7 separate regions of the Mus musculus genome follow, and all the other regions are linked to region 7. Evidence: chromatin loops called from intact Hi-C (ENCODE). Cell type or tissue: heart. All regions are shown on one strand.

Region 1 (4,000 bases), 410 kb before region 7:
GCTCAGCTTCTGACATTGCAGTTGAGATCAAGTGCCCTGGAGCCCTCCCTAGCCTGAGTCAGTGATCTCAAGTTTAAGTCCCTGCTTCCTGGTTTGTAGTACCAATCACAGGACTGTTTCAGGCCAGGGTAGCTGTGAACATCTTGTAGACCTTGCTGTCTGCATTTGAGGGGGACTGTTTACTACAGGACTAGCCTAGGGCTGGAATCCAAACTCCCTTCTCCCTTGAGGCCAAGGGACATTGATATTTATCTAACTCCAGGCTCTCTGATCTTACATAGGCAGAGCACCTATGGCCCAGGGTCTCAGGACTGCTATACATACTATGGCATACAGGAGCCCTTTGCCATTGCAGAGGGTGGCTGAGCTGACTGAGTATGGCCAAAAAAAAAAAAGTGCTCATCTGCCTGGATCCATGGGCCTCTAGAGATACCAGGCCTGGTGTGTGGCTGCTCATGGGCTGAGATGGGAGGGTGGGAGGGGACTTCTCTTTGGCTCATGTTGGCAGAGCATTGTTTCTTTCCCTGCTCCTTCTTTATGGGCTTTTCTTTACCTTGACGTAAACGGAAGGCCTGGAAGAAGTCTATCTATGGGTAGTGAGGCTGGCTGAGAACCGGCTCTCCCTTCTCCATTCTCTTCCTGCTAGGGGCTTGGGGTTGTTGGTGGGTTAACCTCCCCAGCATTCCAGTCTGCTTCTCAACATTGAATCCTTTCCTATCTGTCTCTTGGCTGGGTACCTGTATACAGAAGTCTTGGCTGCAGCTGTCAGTCAGGGCTTCCCTGAGTGAGTAGATTCCACATTGTTCTGAATTGAGGCATCAACTTGGTAGATGTTTCCTTTAGTGAATATTAGGAATGCTTCCCCATGACTTTTCATTCAATTTTGTTGAAATTTTTATTAGATATTAAAATGGCTACTCCAGCTGGCTGCTTAGGTTTGTTTGCCCACGAAACTTTTTGCCAGACTTTTATTCTGAGGTAAATTCTATCTTTATTGCTAAAATGTGTTTCCTGGTACAGTATTCCCCTCATGGGAAGCCTTTTGCAGGAAAATGGAACTTAAGGAGAAGCACAGGTCTCCCAACAGTTGGGTGTGACTCGGGGACATGGCTAGTAGGGGATTTAAAGGGAGGGAAAAGCAGATGAGGAGGTGGGAGGACAGTGGAGCTGGATCAGGTCTGTACATTACCCTAGTCTCAGAAGACTTGGGAGCCTGATGAGGGAATGGGTGTAGAGAGGAAATCGAACCTGTATATTTCCAGAGCAGCAGGTCTGATGAGGGTGGACAGAGAAGTGTCCATGAAATGGAGGTCTGGGTAGACAACAGGACATACCAGGTAACTGGGTGTGCCCAGAAGGACTATGCAGGCTACAGGGATGGACCAGGTTAACTTTTAAATAAATTCACAAAATGCTAGAAGGAAGCAGAAGGAAAGTTCTGGAGCCTGCAGAGGAACAGGAGCTGCTGTTCACAGGAGAAGTTTTAGTAATTGGAAGAAGACACTATCTTATATCTTACATGATGCCCAAGATCACTGTGTGGTCCTGCAGCACAAGTATATGGCCCATAGTGGTCACAGTTCCTCTCAGTAAAAATGCTGGAACACAAATAGATGCGATTATTCTGCTGCCCTTCTGTCCATGTATCCAGCAGGAGGCACTCCATACCTACAAATATGCTGACAGTTCCTCAGCATCTTCCCAAAGAGGTCTCCTGGACAAATGCAGTTTCAGGACATGGATGGCCCTGCTGGGTGTCCTCAGCAGGGTAGCATGCTTGCTCTGTTTCTAAACTATAGAAAAATACACTACAGTAGCAAACAGGCATCTTCCCCTCCTATGTCATGTCCTCTCAAGCAAGCTCTTTCTCCTCCTTCTTACTCCTCTTCCCTATCATACATCATTCCTATTCTTTCTTCCTTATAATTCCAAAGATATGGGAAGCACGTGACAGATTTTAATTTAGTCTCAGCTTATGCCATTGCTTGCACTAAGACCACCTGGACAACAGGTTAACTTTTAGCAGTAAAACCAAGAAATACTAGAAAACATTAACGATTTTGAATAGTGAAGACATGAACAGAATCCCAAAGCAAACAAAAGGGAGGGTCATTAATATTTATTATACAAGTAGAAGCATACCCAGGCAAGTAAAAATCAAACACACACACACACACATCAGACGAGCAAGAAGGGTTTATAAAATAGTTAACACTAAATACACCCTTGATATGGCAGTCTACAGGAATGATGGGACAAAAATGAGAGAGAGATGCAAAAGGATATTTCTACAAAGAAGAAAGCAACAAACCCTGGACATCAAGGTGCAGTCAGGCCCTGGCTACTGAACACCTGCATGTTGTCAGCCAGTGATACTGGACAATAACATTCTCTAGCCAGTGGCCACTGGACATCACAATGAGATCAGCCAATGGGTACTGAATGTGGGAGTGTCCTTGGCCTTTACTACATTAGGATTTCTGTCCCATGCTATGTATGCTCACCCAGCAGTTCATAATGACTGAAGTCTGCTGTTTATCACAAGTGCAGGTATAGGTAGGTGGTGTGCCTGTAGCCCTCTGGGGAGAAGGAGTTGCCTGTTTGTGAAGATCAGCCAGTACAACAACTACTGCTGACTGTTGGCATGGATACATGAAGAACAGCCTAGGAAACTAGAGCAATGCACCTCTGAGCCTGTATTGGGGGTGGGAGTATTTTCAGAGCCTAGATCATAAGAGTGATGATTTTATCAGTTATTCCAGGCATATCTACCTGGTAGCCCACAGGACACCTCAGGCTGAGGATAGCTATAAATGGGAGCCAGAAAAACAAAAACTTCCCGAAAATTACCTGATTGTTCAGTTCATGATGATGTCAGGTCATAATGTTAAAATGTTGACTGTGCCTGGATCCACTGATGAATTCAAATTTTGAATGGACTCTTGAGAGGGGTGGCCTGTTAGAAGAAGTGGGTAGCTAGAGGATTAACCTTGAAGTCTCTCTCTTGCCTGGCCCTACCCAGTCTCTTCACAAGGATGACAGGAACAGCTTAATCTCCACTACCTTAAATCCCACCTTGCCTCAGGCACACAGAAATGTGTTTATCTCACCTGGATCTGAAATCACAAACCAAGAGAACCCCTCCTTCCTGGAATTGATCCTCCCAGGTGTCTTTCACAGTGACAGAGAGCTGGCACACACACTTGACAGTCAATACTAAACTTATACCTGTAACTATAGCCTTGGCTCAGTGCTTTTCCTGCTGCATTGCTCTAAGGGCAAGAAAAGACCTAGAATCTATGAGCAGTGGGCCCCATGCCAAGCTGGAGCCTTGTCAGTGGATGTGGTTCAGCACTAGAGATTTAGAGAGGAAAGAGAAACCTGCCCTCTTTATGAACTTACTGATGCTTAACATGGCCAGAGGTCAGAGCACTGACCTCTGTCCTGAGACTTTATGGCCACAGATAGGAGGATGACAGCACATTATTTCCAAAGACAGAGAGACAGGCAGAAGATTTCTAACCTGATTCTGGGAGTGAGTGTCTCACATCTCCACAGTTACCTCAGAGGCTGCTATTTTCTATTTAAAGTCACACACCCACAAACACGCACAGGCCCATGTAACACACATACATACACACATACCACTGCAACACACATGCAGGTCTATGTAACTAACACTCACACACTCACTCACACACACACACATACATTCACTCACTCACTCATGCAGACCCATAGACATCTGTGCACACATATCCATGCAGACACTTAAAAACATGTCTATACAGGCATATAGATGCATGCACATGCACACACACACATGCAGATACACACAAACAAATGTCCATGCAGACACTCTGCTATACACACATATACACACATTCGACCATGAAACACACACATACACACACACTCACCCATGCAGACCCATAGACATCTTTGTACATATATTAATGCAGACACATAAAAACATGTCTAAACAGACACATAGATACAT
Region 2 (4,000 bases), 120 kb before region 7:
CTCTTGGATGTTTATCAGAGTGCATATTCCTGGTGACACACTTTGTACACACGTAGTACAGCTACCTTTCATATATGGAAAGCCATCACCTTCAAGGGCAATGGGTGCTCTTAGCTCTCTCTTCTGAGTGTGTTAGTCTCATATCTGTTTGTCTTGGACTTTGGGAATGTTCTTATGCCCCAGTCCATGTATCACAAAGGCAGTATGGCTCTAGGCTCTGTAGTGGAGGCAAAAGGCTCTCAGATTCTCACAGCGAGCAAATCAGCTCAAGGTACTTGGTGGCCAATCAACACAAACCTGGCAGGTACAGCCTGTAGATAACTCTGGCCCTTTGTCTCTTTCTTACATCTCCACTATTACCTCTGACCATCCATGTAGTTAAGACATTCCTTTCACTCTCCTAACCCAGACCGCCATGAGCAGCTTCCTGGGTTGCTGCTCCAACCAGTCCAACCACTTCTCCTTCATTCTGCCCTCTCTGGATGTGATGCACAGTTCTTTTTCCATTTGTTGATGTCTCTAAAACTATAACAAGCATAGATGTCAGAGTCTAAAATAAATGGCTTATCAGTTACCTCCTGTAAAACAAAATAAGGATTGCATACCTGGCATCCATCCCAAGCAAGGACCTTGCTTGAGTTCAATTGTGACCAGATCCCTGCTTCTTCACAGGTTCTCAGTGGACATTCTCTGAGCAGATGTGAACAATGGCTACCTTCACCATATTCCCCTTTGAGTCTCTTGAGGCTGACAAGCGCTGGGGAGTTCATGTGTGCACCTCGGGGTTTTGCAAAGGCTTACCATGCTTTCTCAGTATGCCTCCTCCTTCAGCGGTATCATGGGCCAGATGAGCATATAGGCAGTTAGGAAGCCCCTTCCAATGGGCCTGCGGCATGGTTTCCCATCCTTGTCTTCACACCACCAATGCCTGTGTCATCTCCAGTTGTCCAGCAAAGATGGTTTCCAGAAGTTTCTGGAGAGCCAGCAACCACTTGAAGCAATCTCAGGCTTCTGTTTCCCTTCTGGAGAAGCCTCAGGGATTCAGGACAGTTTCTCAGAGCCCTTCACTCAGTGGGTATGGCTTGTTCTGTAGATTGTGATCCATCTTTTTAATTGAGCACAGAAGAGATACACAGTCTTTCTTGTCTCAAGTTCCACACACTCTATGAAAGGCTAACATCTGTTTTCTGCTAGAATGTTTAATAAGTCAAAACAGACCTCCATAGATACTTGCCACAGGCAGCTAGCATTTGTTTGAATCATAGTAAACGCACACACACACACACACACACACACACACACACACACACAAAGAAACAAAAAACAAAACAACAATAACAACAACAAAACAACTCAAGTGTCTAAAGGAAAACAATGAAACCAAAATATCTTCAACCACACCAGCATGTTAGTCTCTACTGCCCAGCTACCATAACTCAGGATGGAGAGAATATCTCAGACTTGACAAACAGGTACCCCAAGTGGGGGTGAGTGCAGGAGAGGTTGGTAAAGAAGCGCTACCATGCATGTAAAATGCTCTGTGGAAAGTCGAGCTCTAGATACCAGAATTGGTGAATCACTCTTGGGTTGAGATCCTAAACGGTCAGCTCTGGGGCTCACAAGTATGAACACCCATGATCCTTGATATGTGTTGCACTGATGAATCTGCCCCTAAGGAGGCCACCACCGATCTGCCTGACATTGCTTCTAACTAGACTTGGGATTTCAGGAGATATGTAATGGTGGCTGGCAGCGTCTGGACTCACTACCCTGGGTTAGGTTTCCTTGTGAAAATCCCAGTAGGGAGAACTTGGTGACTGCGGATGGTTCCAAGGATCTGAGGCCTCAGGTAACAAAGGGACACCCATACATGCTTGTATTGTGGCTTTAGAGATCAACCAGAGGCTAAAGCTTGCGAATCTTAATCTCATGTCATAATTCAACAAATGTTAGATGCCACGATTGATGGTTGCTGTGAGTCAAGGTCAACACCTATCAATTATAGTGGTACAATTGGTGAGCATGAGGTACGAATACAGTGCGCCTGCATCCAATCATCTCATTCACATTGAAGCAAGTCTAACTTACTAATTTCTGAATACTAAATCTTTTTTCCATTGTACAGAGACTTCTGTTATACCTTGTGAATTCCACTGACAGAGGAGGAAATGTGCATTTTTTTTTTTTTTTAGGTTGTCCTGGTGCCAAAAAGCACGAGTTTCTGACAAGTGTCCTGGATGCGCTCTCCACAGACATGGTTCATGCCGTCTCTGACCCCTCTTCCTCTTCTGGCAGGTATACTGTGTCTTGCTGCAGAGCAATATGCTGGCTTGAAGCCCAGAAGTTTGAAGGAATCTGGGAAGCTAAATTCTTCCTGGCCGGTGGCCATGTGAGATCAGGCAGTTCACTTGAATGTCTGAGAGAGAGAGAGAGAGAGAGAGAGAGAGAGAGAGAGAGAGAGAGAGAGACAGAGACAGAGACAGAGACAGACAGAGACAGAGACAGAGACAGAGAGAAGAGAGCGCCTTAGAGGAGGCGGACCATGGGGAACAGCCTCCCTCTTCATGATCAGCGGCTCCTGGGGCCCAGGGAGGCCTGAGAAGAGGAACACACTTGCTTTGGGTGGATCTATAGGTTGAAACTGAGTCTGAGACTTATCTACTGGGTTTTGACTTATCTACTTTGGAATTCTGCAACTCAAAAAAAGTTGGCTTTTTGGTTTTTGTTTGTTTGTTTGTTTGTTTACTTGTTTTTGAGACATGGCTTCTGTGTGTAGCCCTGGCTGTCCTGGAACTCACTCTGCAGACCAGGCTGGCCTTGAGCTCAGGGAGCCACTGCCTCTGCCTCCCGAGTGCTGGGACTTATTTATCGTTGATCCCTGCTATGCACATGTGAGGCTTATCTTCTTATCCAGGTTCAAGTGTACAGCTGGGGCCTTGATCCCACCAACAAGGCTCACCCTACAGATGCTCTCCTGTGTACACTGTAGACACAGTGAGACTTGGTTTTTTTTTTTTTTGTCATGGTAGGAATAACGGTGCCTGTGTGCCCACTTCCTCACAGTACAGGGTGATGGAGCTGTCCAGGTGGTACTTCAGTACTTAAACTCAGCTCTGGGTGTTCACAATCTCTCACTCTTATTTCTAAAAGAAACTTTATTTTAAAGTTTTTTTTTTTTGTTTTTCTAAAAACACTTGTTCCCATGCCGTCCTGACAGCGAGCTCCTGGCTGTCTCCTGTATGAAGCCTCCTTAGCATAAAGCCACCCTTCATCTTGTGCTTTCTTTGCTAAGGAAGGCATAAGGGGAGAAGGAACACTGAGGGGGAAGTGTCACATTTGCACAAGCTAAGGCAAAAGAAGTCAACTAAATTTCAACCTCCTGTCATGTACTATAGAAGTGACTGACTTGCCTTCTGAGTGTCTGACCCACAATAGTGCCTGCGAGCCCAGTCGCTGGGGGCTGTTGGCATCTGCTTGCTGTGTTTGCACTCTCACAGAGGAAAGTCCATCTAAACAGTGGAGTCCGCTGAGTCCAAAGTGATGGCATAGGTTCTTCACCTCAGGTGAGAGGTGGACGTCCTTCCGGCACAGTGTCAAGGTTTGACTCACAGCCTGACTTATCTGTATCTCAGAATGTACAGCTTTAAAAGAATTCCAAAGAAAACTGTCTAGTTATAACTGAAAAAAAATTTGATATCACCTCATCTATTTACGTGTCTCTTGCATACACAGTAGACAAATTATCACATTAAGGTAGAGAGCCTGGCACTTTAGATGCCTTTGGTGGATGCTGTTATTTCTTGACCTGAGCCCAGGTCTCAGGTCAGTGACCTTGAACTCAAGGCCTTGGGTGATTGAATAACCACAGTGCACACATTGCTGTGGTGTTCCTTGTTCTGAACACACAGGCTTATATTTGAAGGTGGCCGTATCAGGTAGTGCATCAGGGTAGGCACAGGTGTGAGGGTGGGGAAGGGGGGAGCCAGAGTCAGGGGGCACA
Region 3 (4,000 bases), 290 kb before region 7:
AGACTTGCTGGGGAGTGGATGCAGGCTCTTGGCTCCGTGCCTTTACTGCCGCTTGATGGATGATCTCCATGCTTTGCTTTAACCACCTCTGCGATGGATGCTGACATCTAACCCCACATCTTCCAGTACAAACAAGGAGCCATCGCAGGCGATGATAAATGGGACCAGGCCTGAGCAATGGAAACAGCTCTGCAGTATCCTTAGTGCTCTTCCCTCGGAGGGAGGCAGGATTAACCACACACTGGGCAGACAGAAGTTCTGTTCTTGGTTGGAGCCCGTAGGTGAAAAGCTCTGCTCACTAAGACTGTATTTACAGTCACTCGCAGCACTGTAGCTGTTTTGGTTTCTCATCTGGAGAATGACCTGCAGACTTGCTGGCTCAGTGCGAGGCCCTCAGTACTTTGTGATTCCGTTTCTAACTTTCTGCAAGATTTTGGCAAAAGCTGTGTCAAAGTGCGGAGCCTGAGTGATGAATGGTTTCAGAAGAAAGCTGGCAGAACACAGAGAACCCTGTGACCCTTAGTTAGCTGTGACAGCCACTCCCAGCTCCTCCTTAGGCAGACGGTGAATTAATTGATCTTCATTTTTTCTTCTCTTGCCCTTGCTCCAAATTGCAAAGGAGAGCAGAAAAAGCAGGGCCCACTCAAGGCTCCTTATTTCTAATCCATGCATGGGCTGCCCCTAAAGTTCCCCTCCCCTCCCCTCTCCCCTCCCCTCCCCTCCCCTCTCCCCTCCCCTCTGCCCTCCCCTCCCCTCCCCTCCCCTCCCCTCTGCCCTCCCCTCCCCTCCCCTCCCCTCCTCTCTCTCCCTCCCTCCCTCCCCCCCTCTTTCTCCCCTGCCTCTCTGCAAGCTCCCCTTCTCTCCCTGCAAATGCTTTCTTCCTGTAAGGTCTCTCTCATTGTGAGCTTTTTCTTTTTGGCTTGCAGGCTTTCTCCCTACAGCGCCCGCTCTTTCCCCTCCTTCCTCTGCAAGCTTTCCCCTGTAGGAGTCTCCAAGGAGAGCTTGCTGCATTGCCTCAGCCTGGCTGGGCATCCGAGCTAAAGAAGCAAGCATCAGAACAGAGAAGTTCTGGATGAAGATGGCCGCTTCTGACCCGACTTTCTGGATTACCAGGGAACCCTCAGAGACAGTTTAAGTTAGAGAATTTGTTAGGAGAAAGAAAACGGGCCTGCGTTCTCTCTCCCAGTCCTGCACAGAGGCGCCGTATTGGACTGGGTGTCACGAGCACACACCGCAATGTGCCTACACTTTCATGAGCAGGGCAGCAGTTGTGACACACTCTGAAGGTGTTCACATGGGGTCCCTGCCAAGATTGATGTTCCCACCCTATGAATTCCAGAAGCATCTATCTAAGAGGACTCTGTACAGTAGATATAATAGAAATGTATGTGTGGTCCTGTGACTTGTATATTTTTATGTCAGTGTATGTTAGGCACGAGGAGCAGCGAAACAGTGTGCAAAGGCTGCGTTGTGCCTGAGATGCCACACTGACAGGAATAAACACAGACTTTCTCATTCCTACCAGGAGGTGGGTCAGTAGCTTGTGCTCTAGTGCTCAGAAGTGGGTACACGGCTACCAGGAGCCTGGAGAGACCTAGAGTCCTTTCAACCTCTTGCTCATGAAATGACCAACTTGAGAAGTAGTGCCAGCAGGGGGCACCCTTGACCCACACTGGATGAAGCCCTCTGGCTCATTTCAGAGTTGGTCTTGAGTGGTGCCTAGCCTGTTACAAAAGAGAAGCAGTCCCTGTAAGCTTTCCACACTTAGCTTCAAATGTTCTGTTTGCTAAACCACAGGGAGGTCCTCCTTGGGGAGCAGCTATCTGCTTTGCCATAGATAGACCCAGATGTAAAGTCCACTGAAGGATTAGAGCAGCCAGATGGAGGCTGTTTGAGATATCCTCGGCAAACTGTGGCTGGGTCTAGGAGTTCTGCTGGCAATGGGCAGGCTGGACAGCAAGATTCAGGACCTCTTCATCCTCTCTGGTTCTTGAAGGTCAGTGGTTCAGGATTTTGTGACTTAGACAAGTACCACTCAAATGAATTGTTATTTTGCAAAACCAGCTTGTAATGAATACTTTGGTTAGAAAATGCAAGCGTGTCTGACCTCCTTTTCTGTCACTGGCAAAACAAAGAGGCAGAAGCCACACTCGGTCAACATGGTGCTGGCCCAGAAAATCTGAGCAAGTGGACAGAGCAGAAGACACAAGTTTCCCTGAGGTTGGATGCAAACACCTGCTGAATATCACTGGGTCTGGCCAATGTCCCTGTTACCTGAGTGTTGGAAAAAGCTACATCACTTCAGAAACACTCCATAGCTTTGGCACATGTACCTTAAGCCTCCTATGCCAGAATGGTGGGTGGTTTGAATGCAGAGGCATCCTGGACACAGGATGAAATGGACACAGGTGCTCTATTTAGTGTCTCATTCCTTCTTGTCCCCTAACCTGATTCTGGCCCCTCTATGACCTCATTTTAACTTGGCATCAGCCAAAGCTCCATTCCTGGCTACGTTCACATTCACAGGAACTAAGAGTTGGAGTTTTGATGTGTCGTGCTGAGTGACAAAACTCAGTTTGTAACAAGTTAGGGGGTGGGGTGGGGCTGTTTCCTCTGCTGCTGAGCACTTAGCCACCTGCAGGAACAGGTTATGAACCACTAGATGGCACTGGGATCTCAGGTACAGGTGTGTTCAAGGCTTTACGACCCAAGGCAGGGAAACTGATCCCCATAGTGGCCGTGGAGCTGGATAATGGCAAACCTTGGTGCTGAGACCCTAAAAGTTCTCTGCTTCTTCAAGAGTATTATGGTCAGAGTACAATGTTTTCTTGTTCCTTTATCAGTTCTGAAAAGGCTAGCACAGCCCCTAGGCCACCCTGTCTGGATGGTCCCAGACTCCACAAGCACTCTCAGCAGGTCAGGAGAAGGAGGAATGACGAGCAGATGCTGGAAAGAGAAATGTCTGTCTGTCTATCTGTCACCTGTTGCCCTGAGAAGGGTGTGGGGACAGATTCCTCTGAAAGTATCTTTGGTTAGTGCTGCAAAAAAGGGACGGAAATTTCCAGAACCAATAACCAGATCAGGTACAATGCCTTTGGGGTACCATGTGAACACTTGCATGCACATTAACAGGTACCCCCGAACATAGGAATACACAAAACGCACACGTACATGCATCCTTCACACAAGGATGCACACATGTGCACATATCTCTCATATATCTCTGTACCCAAGTATACATGTATGTGCTTGCTTACACAATTCTTGCACACATGTATATACACATACATATGCCCATATCTGTGCACACATCCTTACTTGGCCTTACTCACAGGTATACAAACCACCAGGAACACAGCCTGGCCAGAGGCCATAACAGTGTCACCTGTGGCCAGTTACTGGCCTAAGATGATATTCATGGTGACAAAGCCTGATCTAGATGTAGTTCAAAGACTCAGTCACTCTCCCTGCAGTCCTGTTGGTCTTGAGTCACCTCTTGGGTTGGTCTCCAGAGTGAGGCCTCCTTTGGGTCTCTCCCCAACCTACAGCCCAGCTCACTGCTCATCTTCTTCTCCATGGACACGTGTCTCCTAGAGAGTCTTCATCAGTGACATGAAGCAGCCAGCTGCCTGAATGAAGCTGACAAGGCCTTTCATTGGTTTTATGGCCGTATTTGGCTACTTAGATGTAGTTGGCTTTGATGTGGTGTGCCCGGAGCAGGAGCATGTGGCTGGCCCTCAGCAACAGTGCTCTCTGGGGGCTCCAGGCTGGTGGCTCTATCTTACAGTCTTTTATGGCCTTGCAGGTGCCCGAGGCCAGGATAAACTGGGCGGGCAGGCCGTTATTGATAAGGAAACTTAATACCTAACAAGTGCCAGGTGACATTTCCTCCTTGATCCACGAAGGGATGAGGGCTTAGATCTGAGCTGAGGTGAATAAAAAGGATGATTGTGAAGGGAAAGGAAAACAAACCGTCACCTGCCTGGCAGCGCCTAATGCG
Region 4 (4,000 bases), 140 kb before region 7:
CCTACCCCTCTACAGCTCACAAAGGGAGAAGAGGACACTTGAGGGTCTGTAAAATCTAGATTTTCCTTCCAACTATTTAATTCCCAGAAATAACAACCCTGAGACTAATTATTAATGAATATCTAGGCTATAAGCTTTGGCTTATTCTCCAACTAGCTTGTAAGTCATTTTTCTGTTTATTCTCACCTGAGTTGAGCTGCCAGCTGGTTTATATCTGTCTCCTCAGCACTGTGGCATAAATCTCCAGTGCCTCCAATTATTTCCCAGAATTCTCTCTGGATGTCCTACCTCCTATTTCCTGCCTCAGCTCATTGGCCATACGCATTTTTATTGGCAGGTGATGCTTATAAGAGATTGTTTTTTCTATCAGAGCTGGTGCCTATAGCTGCAGGTGGAAGAGTTTCTGGGAAGCACTCGTGTGTCCTTCAGTGAAGACAGTGTTTCCTCCGCCTCTGAGATCGTGGCTGTAGGAATTTGGCAAAGTCTAGGCATGAGGTGGAGATTCCTGGAAGCCACTCTTGGCCTGTGTATTCTGAGGCCTTCCCAGAAGCACCCAGTAGGACCAGTTTCAGGTTCTCACCACTGTTTTCACACAAGCTCTCATGCTTGGAGTGACCTTTTAAGTACCAAAGCAAGAGTCTGTGGGGAGTCTTAAGCAGACAGAAGTCACACCTAGTGCTCAGACACACTTTAAAGGTGGGAATCTTCCGGAATCAGACTTTGCCCGGCTGAGGAACTTGGGTTACTCCCTTGGGGCTGAGAAGTGAGTAATCACAGTTTATCAAAACAATCATTCAGATGCATTGTGGAGCATGATCGTGTAGACCTGGAGGCAGGGGAGCTCTGCAGGGCTGCACAGTGTCCTGGATCAGCTCCTAGGCAGCTGAGGAGCTGACTGGGAATCCAGAGAATTCCTAGCTTACATCATGCTTGTGCTCTGCAGGGCTCGTGGGGAACAGGGACAGCAGGGTTAGCTTGAGGTGCTGTGACCCAACAGAACTACATGCACTGAAAGTTGGGTCCAGCCACATATTGTTGCCCTCAGGAGTCTGAGTTTTTTACCTTGGCATTGGCCTTTGGTAATTTTATTTTTTCGTCTTCACTCTTTACATATTAAAGGCAAATAGTGCATCCTTCAGCTTGGTAGCAAATTCCTAGTTGACCTGTCATGAGGTTTTGTGCAGTGTCTTAAGAGTCCCAGTTTTCTTAGAAGCAGTCAATAACTGGGTCCAGAACCAACACAAGCAGTGTATGCATGTTTCTACTGCCTGGAACCCAAGCAGGCAGTGTGTGCATGTCCCCACCACCTCGGTCCTGTGCAGGCCACTCATGCCTACCTCCTCCACCAGACTGCATATCTTCACCTTACAGATATACACCTCATCTCTTGCTCACCCCTCCATTAAGAGGCCCAGAGCTAACAAACAGATTGTGGGTTGTCAGACACTTGCTTAATGGAATTATTGTCCAGGCCATCAGGCTGGTTGTATGGCCCAACACAACTACATGCACTGCATGCTTCTCAGGGGACGTGAAGTGATGAGGGAGGCCCGTCACCAGCTGCACCGGCTGTGCTTTATGTCCCGTCTTTAAAGAGCAAGAACAGACATGGTACTGAGAAAGTTCAGCCATGCTGTCCCTAAGCCCGTCAGTCCCCGTGTGTAGGTTTGTCCTGTTGTATATGATGATTTGTGGCCAACAAAGGTCAAAAAAGAGGGCTACTGGGCACTCATCCTGAAACTACGTTATCACTATTGGATTCCTGTTGTCAGAGCAACCCGGACTCTCAACATTCTTCAGGACTGTTATATGAGCTCACCAGGCCCCTGGGCTGTAGGCCAGCATCTGCACTGGGACTTTAAGCTGCATATGAAGGCATCTGGTAGTACCTGCCTGATGCACTCCTTAGTGTGGAATATGCTTATAAAAATTCAGCCCCCTGACTGACCAGTTCCTATGTGTTCGAGTGGACTCTATAAGTACCTGAACTGCGTGAGCTTGCCCAACACCTCTGCAAGGGAGAGCCTAGGGTCCTAGTCAGATGCTGAGTGTGTGAGTTTGAGACAAATGGGTTCTCATCGGCTCAGATTGGGGAATCCTAAGAGGAGAACCTTGCTTGTTGGGCTCTCCCTGAAGAAATATAGTTACAGGAATGTGTGTGAGGAGATGACCCTATTTCAAGATAGCCTAGCATATAATCTGGGTGACAGTGGGCTGGGGAGTCATGGGCATGTGCCAACCACCTATCCCTCTGCCCATGGTGGGGAATTGCAGGCTGGTCTCCAGTTGAGCTGAGGTTTGAACCCCGGTGGTGATAATTCACCTTCATGAATGGTAGGCGTTCCCTCATGCTCCTAGAACTCTGGCTCCTGCCTAAGTTACTGCCCCCCACAGCCCCCACAAGAGAAGCATGGCTAGAAGTCACATAGGCAATGGCCCAAGCTTCTGATCTTCAGGCTAAACTCCTCCCCAGTTACCTAGCAACAGTAAAGACCATAAAAAGGGCTATTCAGCCCCTGCTTGCTCTCTTACCTCTTATGCTCTTACGTCTCTCTTGCTTTTTACCCCTCACTCTCACCCCCTTTCTCTTTGTCTTCTCTCCTCTCTTTTCTCTGTCTTCTCCTCTTCTCTCTCCCTCTTACTCTCTTTCTCTCTAGCCTTTCTCCTCTCTCTCTCTCTCTCTCTCTCTCTCTCTCTCTCTCTCTCTCTCTCCCTTCTCTCTTTCTCCCTGCATTTCTATAATAAATCTCTTAAAACCATAGAGAGTCTCTGCTCATCAAGATCCACCGCCCTCATCTCTCTCTCCTATAACCCTGGGGCTTTAGCAAGGTAGCTCCGGGGCTCCCCAGGTAGGGCTGCACCTTGGCCACCCCCTGAAGAGTGGGATAGAGGAATGCCCACCCAGGGATGAGTGGAAGATAGTTAGCAGCCCTCCCACACCTGACTGACCAGCGTATAGGTGGAACTCTGGCGGGGTGTGGGCCTTTTCCCTTCCCCCTCTTCCCCAGGGCCCCCTTTTTTAGTTCCCACAGCCCATGACTGTACCGGGCCCAAGCTTGGCTCAGGCCTGTGACTTCAGCATCTGTCTTGACTGCCCACCCACTGAAGTGACCTATTTATTCACACTGGGGCAGGAGTCACTCCTCACACACAGTTTTTGCTTCATAGTACACAGGGAGTCTGCTCCTTGTGCCCTGTCAGGAAGGGTGTTTTGTAACCTGCATGTTCAGTCACAGTGACTACCATTTATTTCCTCCTGCCATAGCTGCTGCCATCAAATGGGACTCTACCTTTTGCATATTAGCACAGCTTCTCTTCCGCCTCAACTCAACATCCTCATTTTCTTTTCATGCTGACTTCTTCCCTACACATTTTACCACGATAGCATGTGCGCCCTTCGCTGAGAAGTTTGACATTTTCCTAGAGTCAAGCCATTTCCCCTCACAGGCCCTTGCTGAAGGGTGCCATGCACTCCTGTGGGCCTGGGACTCTGGAGCCTTAGTTGAGGCTCTCACTGAAGTCTAAAGCAGCAGAGACAGAGAACACTGGGGCACTGTGCAGACACACAGAAGGAGAGCAGCTTTCACCAGAGCCAGCATGCTGCTCTCATGACTGGGATGCAGAGGACCAGGGCCCACTCTGACAGGAAAGCAATGAGCATACAGAGCCCAGAAATGCCGAGACTGATTGGTGTGATCCAAGCCAGGCACAGAACCAGACCAGGGACGTCCCTTGCACAAAGTGTATCAGGTCTCTGCTTCTCACAGCCTGCCGTTCTTGTCCAGGTCCCACCACCCGTGGGATTTGATGTCTGGTAGGTAGCCTCCTGAGGCAGGGTGTAAAGCAGACAGGAAGCACGTGTGCCAGGGCGCTGCATGCTGTGCCACCTCTGAACTGAGGAAACAGGATTCCTAGTGGTGATGTAAGCATTATTGAAAAGAAAACATGGCTTCCAGTTTCCCCATCCAGTGGCTGCCTCCCAAGTAAAACTCTAGGGGTA
Region 5 (4,000 bases), 380 kb before region 7:
AAGCCATCTACCTCCTCTCAGGTACCTTCACATGCCCGACTGAGTCCAGCTAAGCTCCCTTTGCTCCGGGCAAACACACTTGCTTGGGAGTTCTGAGTTGGGAAACTGCAGGGAATTAGACCATCTCACAGATGGGCTCTGAGAGGCATGGGGTCTGCTTTCCTCATAAACATGGGTACCTTGAGGAGCCAAGATGGTGCAGTGTGGGCACTCTGCTGGAAAGCAGCTGTCGTAAGGATGCAAGTTGCAGTGCGAGAGGGGTGGAAGTGAGGTTGGGAGAGAGCAGAACCCAGACCTAACTGAAGGCCAAATCAGGCTGGGGAATGGGGTACCTGGCCTCTCTAGGTACACCAGTCAAGTGAGTTCACAGGGGAACATGGGGTGACCTGGAGACCTGGAACATAGGGTGGGGAGTAGAAACCTCATGCACATCCATGCTGCTCCTTCTCTTTTGTTTTTAAAGATGTGTGCATGTGTATATGTATATGGTGTGTATTAGTGTATGTGAGTGTTTATGAGTATGTGTTCAACCAATGAAGTGTGTGAATGTGGTCTGTGTGATATGTGTATATATGATTGTGTGATATGTGGGGATGTGTGTGTGTGTGTATGGGGGGGGTGCGAGTGTGTGTAGTGTTTGTATAGTGTGTTTGTATGTGAGTGTATATGGTGTGTGTGTATGTGAATGTGTATGTGATCCTGCCTGTGGAGTTCAGAACAAGGTGGGCAGTCCCCCACGGTTACAAGCCATTCTGATGACCTGATGTGGGTATGTGGGTCCTGGTAGCCAAACTCCAGTCCTGTGAAAAAGCAGAAAGCTCTCTTAGTGCTGAGCTGTTTCTCCAGCCCCTGCTTGTCTTTGCCTGTCAGCCTTGCTGCAGCCAGGACAGGGAGGAAGGGCATGGATGGAACCATGCTGCTGATCTGAGAGGTTGAACTCAGATCACTTCTCTAGGCTGACAGACCTCTCTGCATCTCTAGAAAAAGGCCTGGGGTCTGTCACCCTCTCCCAGACCTCACAGGGACCACATTCTAGCCAGCCTTGAGGTCAGCACACTGGGACAGAAGACAGCTCAGTGAAGACTTCAGACTGGGACTGGGATGGTAGAATTGTATGGCTAGAGTGTGAAATGTCTCTCACTGTGGTTCTGTTTGGGGAAGTTGTTGACCATTTCTGTGACAAGTTTTTAGCTGGCAGAAGTGAGGCTATAGGGCTATATTGATTTGTTACTGGCCAGCACTATTTCCCTCTCTCTCTCTCTCTCTCTTTCTCTCTCTCTCTCTCTCTCTCTCTCTCTCTCTCTCTCTCTCTCTCTTTCTCCCTCCCTCTCTCTCTCCTCTGCTTCCTGAGTAGCATGAACCTTTTCCCCAAAGGACAGAGCTCACCTACAGTTAACATGAGGGTAAATGACCCAGCAGATGGGGCTCCTGCCTCAGTTTACTCATCACCGACATCACCCAAGAACCCTGGCATCTGACTACTTGAGCATGCACCCTTTCTGAACACCATGCGTAGATGGTCTCTTCATTGGTTGAACGTTGTGTGCAGCACAACCTGTGGCTTATCTGTCCAGCCGCCTTTATTGGCATCCTCACTTCCTTGAACATGGCATCCATAGAGGTGCATACACTAGCTGATGGGACATAGTTGCCAAAGGGTCCATGACCAGAGCTGTTCTACAAGCTTCATGTGTGCATTTAGGCATATGACGCAGCGCACTTGGAGAATATGGGAAGAGGACAAGGGTGTCTTGCCTCCCGGGTGGAGGCTTGAGCTCCTGCCCATCATCACTCCTCATGTCTTCTGAAGTATGGAAGCAAGCTTCAGCAGCTGGCTTTGACTCACTCTGAGAATGTCCACAGCCTTCTGGAAATCTTTGTCTTGCACAGGGAAATGAGAAGTCTCCTGATAATAGGAACTTTTCTGTGCTGTGGCAAAAATGAAGCAAGGCAAGGAAGCTTAGAATTTTGCAGTCAACTCATTGTGTCTGGTTAGAAGGCCCTGGGAAGACAGGATATCATGGGACAAAAACAGTTGTTCCAGGATCCCCCATGGGAGGGCGCCCTGCATCTCTGACTGTAGATGCTGCAGCTGGAGCAACTGCCTACCCTTCTCCCTGTGTTTAAAGCCAAGAACTTAGAGAACCACAAACAAGGGGGTTCAGAATTACATACCTGTCAAAGATGAGCGTGGAAGCAAGCCTTCCTATGCACATGCCCTCCCTCCGTTCTACCCGAGGTCAGCCACAGCAGGCCTGCACCTGCCCTGGTGGAAGAGCTTTGGTTAAATGACACTGGCTTCTGGCCACACTTTCGCAATTTCCAGCTCCAGTGAAGCCATTAGAATTAAATCCCAATCTAGTCTAGAAACTCTCCTGCATTACCCCTTTCTACCTCTTTGTTCTTAGCTCTGGATGTAATGTGTCATCAGAGAACATTCTCCTGATGGTCTTACGAAGGCAGTGTGTACAAGGGAAATCTAGGTGCAGAGACCCACAGTCCAACATCGGATGGAGCTCAGGGATTCTTATGGAAGAGTTTGGGGAAAGATTGAAGGCCCTGAAAGGGATAGGAACTCCACAGGATGATCAACAGAGTCAACTAACATGGATTCTTGGGACTCTCAGGGACTGAACCACCAACCAAAGAACATACACGGGCTGGACCTCACTCCCTGCATATGTAGCAGACATGTAGTTCAGTCTCCATTTGGGTCCCCCAACAACCAGCAGGGGCTGTCCCTAAAGCTGTGGTCTGTCTGTGGAATCCATTCCCCAACAGGGCCACCTTGTCTGGCCTCAGTGGGAGAAGATGAACCAAACCCTGTAGAGATTTTATGTGCCAGGGTGGAGGAATACGTGGGGGCAGAGGGGGAGGGCTACCCTCTCAAGGAGAAGAGGATGAGGGATGGAGGGAGGGTCTCTATGATGGTGGGGCCTGAAGTTGGGGAAGTAATCAGGGTATAAAGTGAATAAATAAACACATTAATGAAGAAAGAGAAAAGGAAACCTAGGGTCCAACTGCTCACTAAAGGTTTCCATGTTTCAAAGTACATTCGTCTTTGCTGATTATCATGTGGCTCGTGTGGCTCTGACTGTGCACTGTTTCCCACTGCAGTTGATCTGGGTCAGTGATACAGATACATCGTAGTTTATCAGCACACAGATGGGAATTGGGTTGTTTATAGTTGGGGACTGTTGCTAGCTGTGGTGCTGCATACATGGAGAGCTTTCTGCTGAGCGTAGGCACTGTTTCTTTGGGACTTATGTGGAGCAATGAACCCGGTAGCTTGTGGAGTATGTGATGTTCTGCTTCAGCCCCAGTTTCTGCCCTACACCCTAACTTCATTTATGTTGCCTTGGTAAAACATCTGGATCGGAAGTGACATGGGAGGAAGGGTGACAATTCCATGTCACTGTCCACACTGTCACCATCCAGGCTGTCTAGTTTTTAATGCCAGCTTGACACAAGCTTGGGTCGTCTAAGAAGAATTCTTATATGAGAAAATATCCCCCATGGAACTGACCTGTAGGTAAGTCTGTGTGGCATTTTCTTGATTGATGATTGATTGGGAGGATCCAGCCCAATTTGGGTGTTTCCAGCCCTGGGCAGGTGGACCTGTGGTGTGCAAGCAAACAAACTAGCACTCCAGGAAGAGCAGGCCAGTAAGCAGCACCCCTCCACAGCCTCTACATCAGCTTAACTCCAGGTTCCTGCCCTGCCTGCAGGAGTTCCTGCCCTGACCTCACTCAGCAATAAACTACAAACTATGAGCCGAAATGAACGGTTTCTCCTGTCCCGAAAGTTGCTTTTAGACATGGTGTTTTATCACAGCAATAGAAACCCTAACTTACACAGGGTCCATCTTTAGAGGAGTCAGATAAAGCAGTTAGTCACATCACACCCACCGTCAGGATTTCCATGTGCCTCTCCGGCCAATGAAACACGTGAGAAGCATCCTTGGCCCTCATGGATAGAGCACCTCTGCAGGGACTCCATT
Region 6 (4,000 bases), 230 kb before region 7:
GAGTATGAAATGCGTGTTGGACTATTCCATCATAATTCTATGTCAAAGAAGAGTCCACCCAAGCATGGCAGTACGTCTGCTTCCAGGTGGCTGCTACATCCTTGAGGGGAAGTGAACAGGCAGAGGGTACTCCTGTTGTCTGGCTGGAAGAGTGGCTCTGACCTGTTTGTCCTGCCTCTGAAGCGACAATGCACACCATGGCACACACTTCACCACTTCACTTTCTTCTAGAGGAGCTTATTTTTAAAAGGGATTTGAAGAGGGAAGAGAGGGGAGAGAGGGGAGGGGGTGAGAAACAGAGAAACAGAGAGAAGGGAGAGAGGGAGAGAGAGGCAGGCGAAGAGGGGGAGAGAGGGGAAGAGGGAAAGAGAAAGAGAGAGAGGGAGAGAGACAAGGGAGAGAAGAAGAGAGGGAGAGGAGGGGAGAGAAGGGTGGAGAAGGGGGAGGGAGTTGGAGAGGGAGACAGGGAGATGGAGAGGGAGAGAGAAAGAAAAAGAGAGGGGGAGAGAGGGAGAGAGAGAGGGTGGAGCAAAGGAAGGTACTATTGAAGGAAACCAGATACCGATGTATGGATCACAGGCCTTTTCCAGGACAGTGCTGGCTAGACCTGCTGTCCAGGACGTGAGTGAGTGCACAGGACATTTTACACATGGAGACAGGGTGATACCCTGAACCCTGCCCCCTTTCTCTTTCACACATCATGGGTTACATGCATGGTGAGGCGCCCTCCCTGAACACGTGTCATGTCTGGAGCTCCCTGCAGGAGTGGTACAGGGACTTTAATTCCAGTACAGGTTCAGAATCTGTCAAGTCAAGACTGCCTGCTCTTCAACCAATAAGAACTATCACCATTTCTTCTTCTTTGAGGACTGCTTGTCCATTCCAGGGTTGAAAGGAGATGGTAGGACTCTACAGAATCTTGTTCCTAGCCCTGTCTCTTCAGACCTAGTTTCTGTTGTCAGGGGTGGATGGGTTTGTGTGAAGCTGACACTGTGGTTCTCAGTGCTTGTGTGGGACAGTGACCCTTACTGTTTTCCCCCACTGGCCCCCCACAAAAGGGTTACTGGCCATCTAATACATGTGACCGTCCGTCCGTACAAGACAAGTGTGCCAAAATTCACTGACATAAACACAACTTTGAACTACGATGTATGCTGGTGGCTGCCTACTACGCCTAATGACTTCCTGAGATTCTAACCAGTCGCCCTTAGCTGTGTTTTTGTTTGTAAACCTTTCTGTCACAGGAATACTTTATCAGTGCCGATCACAGGCGTTTGTACTTGGGTGTCTTATTTCAGGTTGGAAATCCCCTTTGGGTGACGCCCATGCCGGGTGCTTCTGGTTTTTCATGCAGAGGGGCTTCCTTAGCTCCCGGGTTGTGCTTGTCCAAGGCTCGTTCCACCAGGTGAAGCTCATCTGGTTTTCATTGGCTGCTTAACTCAGTGTCCCTGGATAAAGCCTCAGGAGACTTGGAAAAATCACAGCTTCCAGCCTTCCCATGATTTAACTGTGGTCATTTATAAAATGCTAAATCGGATCCCCGAGTCGCACTAGGCCACTAGTAGTAGTTGAGGCTGTGTGACCAGCCCAGGCTGTTCATGGGTGTGAATTGTGATTGCAGCCCTCCTCACGTCACCCCTACCCCTTCTGAGGGGCAGCACGAGGCCTTCTGTACATGGAATCGAGATACCTGCACTAATAACCAAACTGTCTTTGCTCTCTGTAGTGTTCTTTCAGCTTTCTGAGCTCCTCCAGATGCTATCACACTTGCCCTCACCCTCTCCTTACCAGATGACTATAAATATATGTCCTGGCTGTGTGCAGCTTGGAGTTTGGAAACCCCCTGCGGGTAAGGAAAGTGAGCAATAGCTGTGACCTGAACGCACACGCTCAAGTTCTTTCTTGAGCGGATACACAGATAGGTGCTGTGCCAATCAGTGTCTCACTCTTAAAAGGTTTATCTTTTGGGTAGAGTTGCCAAAGACAGATCTTTCTATTCATAGACATAATCCAGGTGGAGCTGTGAGTTCCCTTTCTGTACTCTTGGCTTCTCTCCCACCTTTCCACCCTCCCAGAGAGACACAGCCAGGTGCAATCTCTTGGCAGTACCAACCTAGCCCTCCGCCCTTTGGAAGGTGCTTCTAATGTTTCCCAAGTCTGCCACAGGAGGGCGCCCAAGGGCATGAGCTGTGTTTCAGACACCACAGCCCCATCGCAGCTTCCATCTACAGAGGCATCTTCTGCTCTGATTGAGCTCAGTCTTTCCAGCCTCAGACATTTGACTCAAGGCACAAAGTCCCAAGTGAGAGAACTAAAAAGCAGAGGCACTGTATTTGATACTTCTAATAGCTTTATTTAGAAGTCTGGGACATTTGTGTCAAACTCATGTTACACCCAAATATCAGATAGGGGTAGAAATTTGTCTTTAAAACAAGCCAGGCTGGGGGGAGTAACAGGAGGCTGGCATGTTCTGGGGTTTCTGTTTTGTTTCTGTTGCAAACTTAACTACCCCATTAATTGTAAAGCAGTGAGTAGAGTTATTTTGTTTGCTAAGTTAATATTGTATCCATTCTCTTCACAGTAAAGCTCTAAAATGTGACATTTTTAAAATGAATTTTAACCTATAGTAAAAGAAAACTAGCTACAGCAAGCAGATCACTGTCCTGTGGCCAGCACTGCAACAAGGGTTTGCTCCCTTTGTAGTTCAGCAAGTGTTTAAATGTGATTCATGGAAGGTGAACTACTGGCTTGATTTCCATTGAGACACACCCTTATTAGAGATATATTTATAGAGAGGGAGAGGGAGGGGGAAAGGGAGAGGCAGGAGGCAGGAGGCAGGAGGCAGGAGGCAGGAGGCAGGAGGCAGGAGGCAGGAGGCAGGAGGCAGGAGGCACAGGTGCTTGTATGGCCAGAGTTACAGACAGTTGTGAGCTGGCTGATACGGGTGCTGAAGTGCTGGAGTGGTCCTCTGGGAGAGCAGTACTTTCTCTTAGCCTGAGCCATCTCTCCAGTTCCTTGAACACACCCTCTTTGGCTATATTTTTGTCAAATACTTCCGTATAGATATTCTTACTAGACACTTTCTCCTCCCCCCCCCCTTTTTTTTTGAGACAGGGTTTCTCTGTGAAGCCCTGGCTGTCCTGGAACTCACTGTAGATCAGGCTGGCCTCGAACTCAGAAATCTGCCTGCCTCTGCCTCCAAGTGCTGGGATTAAAGGCATGCACCACCATAGGGCCACTGAGCCACATACTCAGCTCTGCTCTGTGTTTTCTTAGCAACATGCTCATTGGGACCATTGTTCTTGTTAGATACATTCTAAACAGATGCCCTGATGAGATGCACTCTTGTGTATATTCTTACAGATGGCATCTGGGTCAAAATCCATTTACATTTCTTTTATCCAAAAACCACAAGAAAATTAAAAAAAAAAAAAAACCAAACACTAATGCCCTCACTCAAATCTATGTCACCATTTCTATTGGTCCCTGCCCCCTTTTCTTTCTGTTACTTTTGAAATGTGCCAGACCTATCTCCCTATGTTGCCTAGCTGATTGGATTCTAGCAGCACCTCTCCTCAATTCTTTCCCTCTTTTATTTTCTCTTCTTCTTTCCATCCTTCCAGGTTTCCATCTGTCCCAGTCTCTATCTCTTCATCTCCCAGGCCTTTCCCAGTGTGCACTTCTTTGTTCCTGTCTGCCCCGTCCCCACCCACCCTGTGAGCAGATCTCTGCTGTCCTATAGTTGGGCTCTGCCCGGCTCCAGCTGCTGTTGAGTCTAGTAAGAACCAGTGAGGTTATCATAAGCTCCCAGGGAAGGATGGAGAGGCAGAGGCTGCAAACCATCTGAAGCAGAGAATATAAGACAGGTGAGTGAACTAGCCCCGAGCTAGATTGTTCTGCTTTGAATCTGAAAATGTCTCAAAGGCTCAAAGTTAAGGTCACAGCTGAGGGCATTCTGAGTGGGCCTGATCCTAAGGGCACTAACCTGGTGATGGGGTTA
Region 7 (4,000 bases):
TTTTCGAGGTGAACGGTACCAGAAAAACAAAACAAAACAAAACAAAACAAAACAAAACAAAACAAAACAAAACAAAACAAAACAAAACAAAGCAAAGCAAAGCATACCCCACTGGACCATCAAAGTCATGCCCTGATGTGAGAACAATGCTTGTCAGCCACTGCTCTGGCTGGGAGGTGGCCTGTGAAGGGGACTCTGAGCCTAGCCCCAGCCCCTGACTCTACACTGCTTAGCCAATTTGAAAGGGGCTCCTTGGAACCTCTTCCTCCACACTGAGTTTTGAAAGGAGGGGAACTGGCATGGAAAGGAATGGGTCTGAATTCAGCCAAAGAAAAATCTGGTTTTTTTTTTTTCTGTCTCAAGGGTGGCATGTTCAGTATTTGCCTTCACACCTGATCTCTCTAGGAGGGGCCTCTCCATCACACGCTTAAAAATTCACCACACACCACCTCAATAATTTTTGTAAAAGTTTTTGAAGGCTAAAAACGAGTCTCGCAGGAGGTTCCTGACAGAGCCTGATCCCATGACTCTGGAATTTTAATGAGTGACTTACAGAGTTGTGAGGTCTAGGCCAGATCTGTAGGGATCTGTTATCCCAGAGACTTGGAATTAATATATGCCCTAAAACTGTCCCCTAGCCACCTGCTCCTGGGCAGACCACAGGCCCCAACCACCTTTCCTCAGTGTCCCTCAGCCTCTGAGCCAGCCCTCCATGGACCAGTGGCTTTCCCACTGTGGGAACAGTGCAATTCCCTTCCCACACAGAGGGCAGAGTAAGGATCCTGGGTCCACCATGTTCCAGAGCAAACGAAGAGAAAATCTGGGTGTCGTGCTGGGGTGCTACGACTCCGGAGCTCTGATTCCAAGTGTTCTTTGAGGTGAGACACTGAGGTCTGACCTCTGTCTGGGACTGAGAAGTCAAATGTACCTAACGTCAGGAAAATATCCTTTGTCAACAAGTATGATTTGCTTAAATACACGTCTCCCGCCTTTAAACTTAGTGGCTTTCTTTTTTCATGGCAGAAAGAAGAGGAGAGAAAATGCTTTGAAAAGAGTTCAAAGCAATATCTGTGGCTTGAATTTTTCTATTTTTACAAAGATTTATTTCAGCACCACAGAGGTTGACTGTGTGTGTTATGGATGTGTCAGATTCACCAGTGACAGCAATTGTTACACTGTGGTCTAGTCTTGACGTATGTCAGGAGCCTAAGAATTATACGCAGTCTCTTGCTCCACCCGGAGCCTGGCCCTTCTAATCAGCAGTTTCTCAGTGTAGCTCATCCCCACATAGGGACATTACCTTAGGCGCGACTTGTCAGATATTCAAAAATATTGATCATGGACAAAATTGTATAATGCAGAGCTGGCTTGCTGAGAAAGAAAAATTCTCTGCCAGCAAGTGTGAATGCCAGGGCAGAGATGCAAAGCTGACATGGAACAAAGAAAATGAAGACATGAAGACAGGGCTCCTGGGGCTGGCAGGGCTGGGGAACCTTTCTGTTCTGCACACAGGTCCCTACCTAGAAACTCTTATACAAAGACTTGGGTGGTGGGGTAGGGGAAATGGGGACTGGGGTGGGGGAGTGCAGGGGGAGTGGGATGGGGACTGGGACCTGGGGATATGGGCCAGGGATGGAGACTGGATCCTGACAGGAACAGAGAGCTGGTACGAGAGGATTCTCATGGTTTTCTCTGTAAATTATTTGCTCTGTTCGCTCTTTGATTTTTGGCGCTTAGAGCTATTTAATTAATGGGATCGTTAGAATCTTTCTGAAGTACAATTCTATGTACCTGGATACCTAGAGGTTTTATCTTCTCACAGGAGACTCTGTGAGGTCTGGTCCCAGACTCTGGCTTCAAGCACTTTGATCAAGGAGAATGCCTGCCACCTACTGGCAGAGTCCTGAACAACGTCTCCAGCAAGCTTGCATTGTGGTACCCCAATCTCTCTTTTGCTGGGTTGGCCTTGAGGGTGACCTTACTCTCCTATAGTCAACTTTCCAGAGTGGACTGTGTGGAGACGGAGAACGATGAATCCCCTTGTCCTCTACATCCCAGAGGGGAGATCTGAGAGGCCAAAGGACTTGAGAGTGTTCCAGACTACTGAGTGGCCTGCCTGCCTTCCTTCCTTCCTTCCTTCCTTCCTTCCTTCCTTCCTTCCTTCCTTCCTTCCTTCCTTCCTTCCTTCCTTCCTTCCTTCCTTCCTTCCTTCCTTTCCTTCTTTCTTTCTTTCTTTCTTTCTTTCTTTCTTTCTTTCTTTCTTCCCTCCTTCCTTCCTTCCTTCCTTCCTCCCTCCCTCCCTCCCTCCCTCCCTCCCTCCCTCCTCCCTCCCTTCCTTCCTTCCTTCCATTCTCTCTCTCTTTCTTTTTTCTTTTTCTTTTTCTTTTTTTTTTGCAGGGCCTATCAGAGCCTGTAGGAGGTAAGAAGGGATTCTCTACAAAATCAAGCTTCAACAAACCATATATCTTTCCTCAGGAGAGTTTTAGGATGGTGGGAGAGACTTTTCAAACCATGCCTGAACCCCACCAAGCCCTCACCTCAGGCTTGCATCCAAAGACCAGTCATGAAGACCAGAACTCAGCCAGTGGCCTTTGGCCTTGAAGCAGGTGTCCTGGGCCTCTGGCTCTTACTGAGACAAGGTCTGCCTCCTCAAGAAGTGTTTTGTTGCAATTTTTTTTTTTGGCCTCTCAGAGTCCCACAATTGAGTCCCTGAGAATGATGCAGAAAGCCAGTAGCCGCTGAGCCCTGATGCCTAAGGTCCTCTTCTGTTACCACGTGACTCAGTGCCTGAGCAGCAGGGATGTCTCCAGCCTATTACACTGGAGCAGGTGTTAAGTGGGAGAATAAGTGATGTATGTGAAGAAAGAGCATGAGGCGGGTTTTGTTAACTGTGAGTAAAAGGGCCGTCCTCTCCTGGACCTGATGTTCCTCATCCCGGCATTTGTCTCTGCTGCTTTAACTGCTGCTCGCTGCGTCGTCCTTAATCTCCATGTCATGTCAGAAGAGAAGAGGGCACACCGGAGAAGTACGCTGCACCATAAATCACTACAGTCGCTTCCCTAGAGAGATATCCTTAAGGGAGGCACATATAGGAGATGCCACCATCTTAGTCTTCCTACCTCTATTCCTGGAAATGAGTGTATATTTCTAATGACCCTATGCAACATCTGCTGGCTGGCCACGGTGGTGGCAGTGTGTTGGATACCCAAAAGCCCAGATGACTTAAAGAGCTATGAGGAGTCCACACAGGAATGCAGAGCTGCCTCTAGAGTGAAGTGCTGTTAGGAGACAGTTTGGAGGTCTACAGTGGGGTTTCTTCCAATCTGGAACCATTAAGAAATACATGCTGAGTTCCAAGAGGCAGATAAGCCAGCAGCTTGGTGCAGCTGGGATCTAAGCTGGCCTGACTCATCTTTATCAGCTTTCCTAAGTCCCCAGATGGCTTCATGCCTTAGTTTCTGCCGTAGTTAGGGTTTTACTGCTGTGAACAGACACCATGGCCAAGGCAAGTCTTATAAGGACAATATTTAAATGGGACTGGCTTACAGGTTCAGAGGTTCAGTCCATTATCATCAAGGCAGGAGTATGGCGGCATCCAGGCAGGCATGGTACAGGAGGAGCTGAAAGTTCTACATCTTCATCTGCAGGCCCCTAGGGGACAACTGTCATATGATTAGGAGGAGGGTCTTAAAGCCCACACCCACAGTGATACACTTCCTCCAACGAGGCTACACTTCCAAATACTGCCACTCCCTGGCACCACAGTTTCCTTTTGTGCAAACAGGAGTTCTGTTTGGCTACAGATGGATCAGGAAATGTGTCTGTTGATCAATTACTATTTAGTAACTTTAGTGTAGTACCAAGGCTTTTCAAAAGGAAGCCATGGCTGCCCTGGTGGAGCTGGGCTCCTGTTGGAGAATCATCTTCCAGAGCATCATTTCTTCAGGGTTGAGATGTGAGTCAGGTCATGTGATTTCATCCTACTCTCTGCTACACTGCT

What was found. Hi-C counts contacts between places; a loop is a spot of excess contacts. Peaks named below come from ENCODE experiments on the same cell type or tissue, not always from the same donor. Only the 100,000 strongest peaks of a DNase experiment are listed, where the experiment ranks them.
Region 1: a loop joins it to region 7, with 2.7 times the contacts of the local background. A loop is called at or near these places in 15 of 42 quality-filtered maps.
Region 2: a loop joins it to region 7, with 2.0 times the contacts of the local background. A loop is called at or near these places in 4 of 42 quality-filtered maps.
Region 3: it touches region 7 in a loop (10-fold over the local background); 33 of 42 quality-filtered maps call a loop at or near these places.
Region 4: a loop joins it to region 7, with 2.1 times the contacts of the local background. A loop is called at or near these places in 8 of 42 quality-filtered maps.
Region 5: a loop joins it to region 7, with 2.2 times the contacts of the local background. A loop is called at or near these places in 4 of 42 quality-filtered maps.
Region 6: a loop joins it to region 7, with 10 times the contacts of the local background. A loop is called at or near these places in 27 of 42 quality-filtered maps.

The regions. Positions count from the first base shown.
Region 1 is chr17:14,110,229-14,114,228 of GRCm38, forward strand. No RefSeq gene overlaps it. Among named protein-coding and RNA genes, the nearest start is that of 4930488N24Rik, 3.1 kb to the left of the region's middle. In heart, a CTCF peak has its summit at 1,658 (motif pointing right); no DNase peak of the experiment used is centred here.
Region 2 is chr17:14,395,329-14,399,328 of GRCm38, forward strand. It overlaps Smoc2 (SPARC related modular calcium binding 2), which reads left to right. Exons shown (of 13, transcript NM_022315.2): 10 at 2,193-2,295. 4930474M22Rik (RIKEN cDNA 4930474M22 gene) reads right to left here and starts at 3,614. Exons shown (of 3, transcript NR_027986.1): 1 at 3,411-3,614. In heart, no CTCF peak of the experiment used is centred here; a DNase peak (open chromatin) is centred at 2,343; H3K27me3 peaks cover 3,897 bases.
Region 3 is chr17:14,231,185-14,235,184 of GRCm38, forward strand. All of the region lies in intron 1 of Gm41531 (a long non-coding RNA gene), which reads left to right. Among named protein-coding and RNA genes, the nearest start is that of Gm41531, 7.1 kb to the left of the region's middle. In heart, CTCF peaks have their summits at 1,643 (motif pointing right) and 2,666 (motif pointing right); a DNase peak (open chromatin) is centred at 1,697; H3K27me3 peaks cover 3,777 bases.
Region 4 is chr17:14,383,377-14,387,376 of GRCm38, forward strand. The region is part of intron 9 of Smoc2 (SPARC related modular calcium binding 2); the gene reads left to right. Among named protein-coding and RNA genes, the nearest start is that of 4930474M22Rik, 14 kb to the right of the region's middle. In heart, no CTCF peak of the experiment used is centred here; a DNase peak (open chromatin) is centred at 1,825; H3K27me3 peaks cover 3,468 bases.
Region 5 is chr17:14,134,837-14,138,836 of GRCm38, forward strand. No RefSeq gene overlaps it. Among named protein-coding and RNA genes, the nearest start is that of 4930488N24Rik, 28 kb to the left of the region's middle. In heart, a CTCF peak has its summit at 2,047; a DNase peak (open chromatin) is centred at 2,055; H3K27me3 peaks cover 3,321 bases.
Region 6 is chr17:14,286,253-14,290,252 of GRCm38, forward strand. All of the region lies in intron 1 of Smoc2 (SPARC related modular calcium binding 2), which reads left to right. Among named protein-coding and RNA genes, the nearest start is that of Gm52280, 7.7 kb to the left of the region's middle. In heart, a CTCF peak has its summit at 2,165 (motif pointing right); a DNase peak (open chromatin) is centred at 2,159; H3K27me3 peaks cover 3,590 bases.
Region 7 is chr17:14,518,847-14,522,846 of GRCm38, forward strand. It overlaps Gm34916 (a long non-coding RNA gene), which reads right to left and starts at 3,580. Exons shown (of 3, transcript XR_385417.2): 1 at 3,547-3,580. In heart, a CTCF peak has its summit at 1,900 (motif pointing left); DNase peaks (open chromatin) are centred at 1,905 and 3,335; H3K27me3 peaks cover 2,543 bases.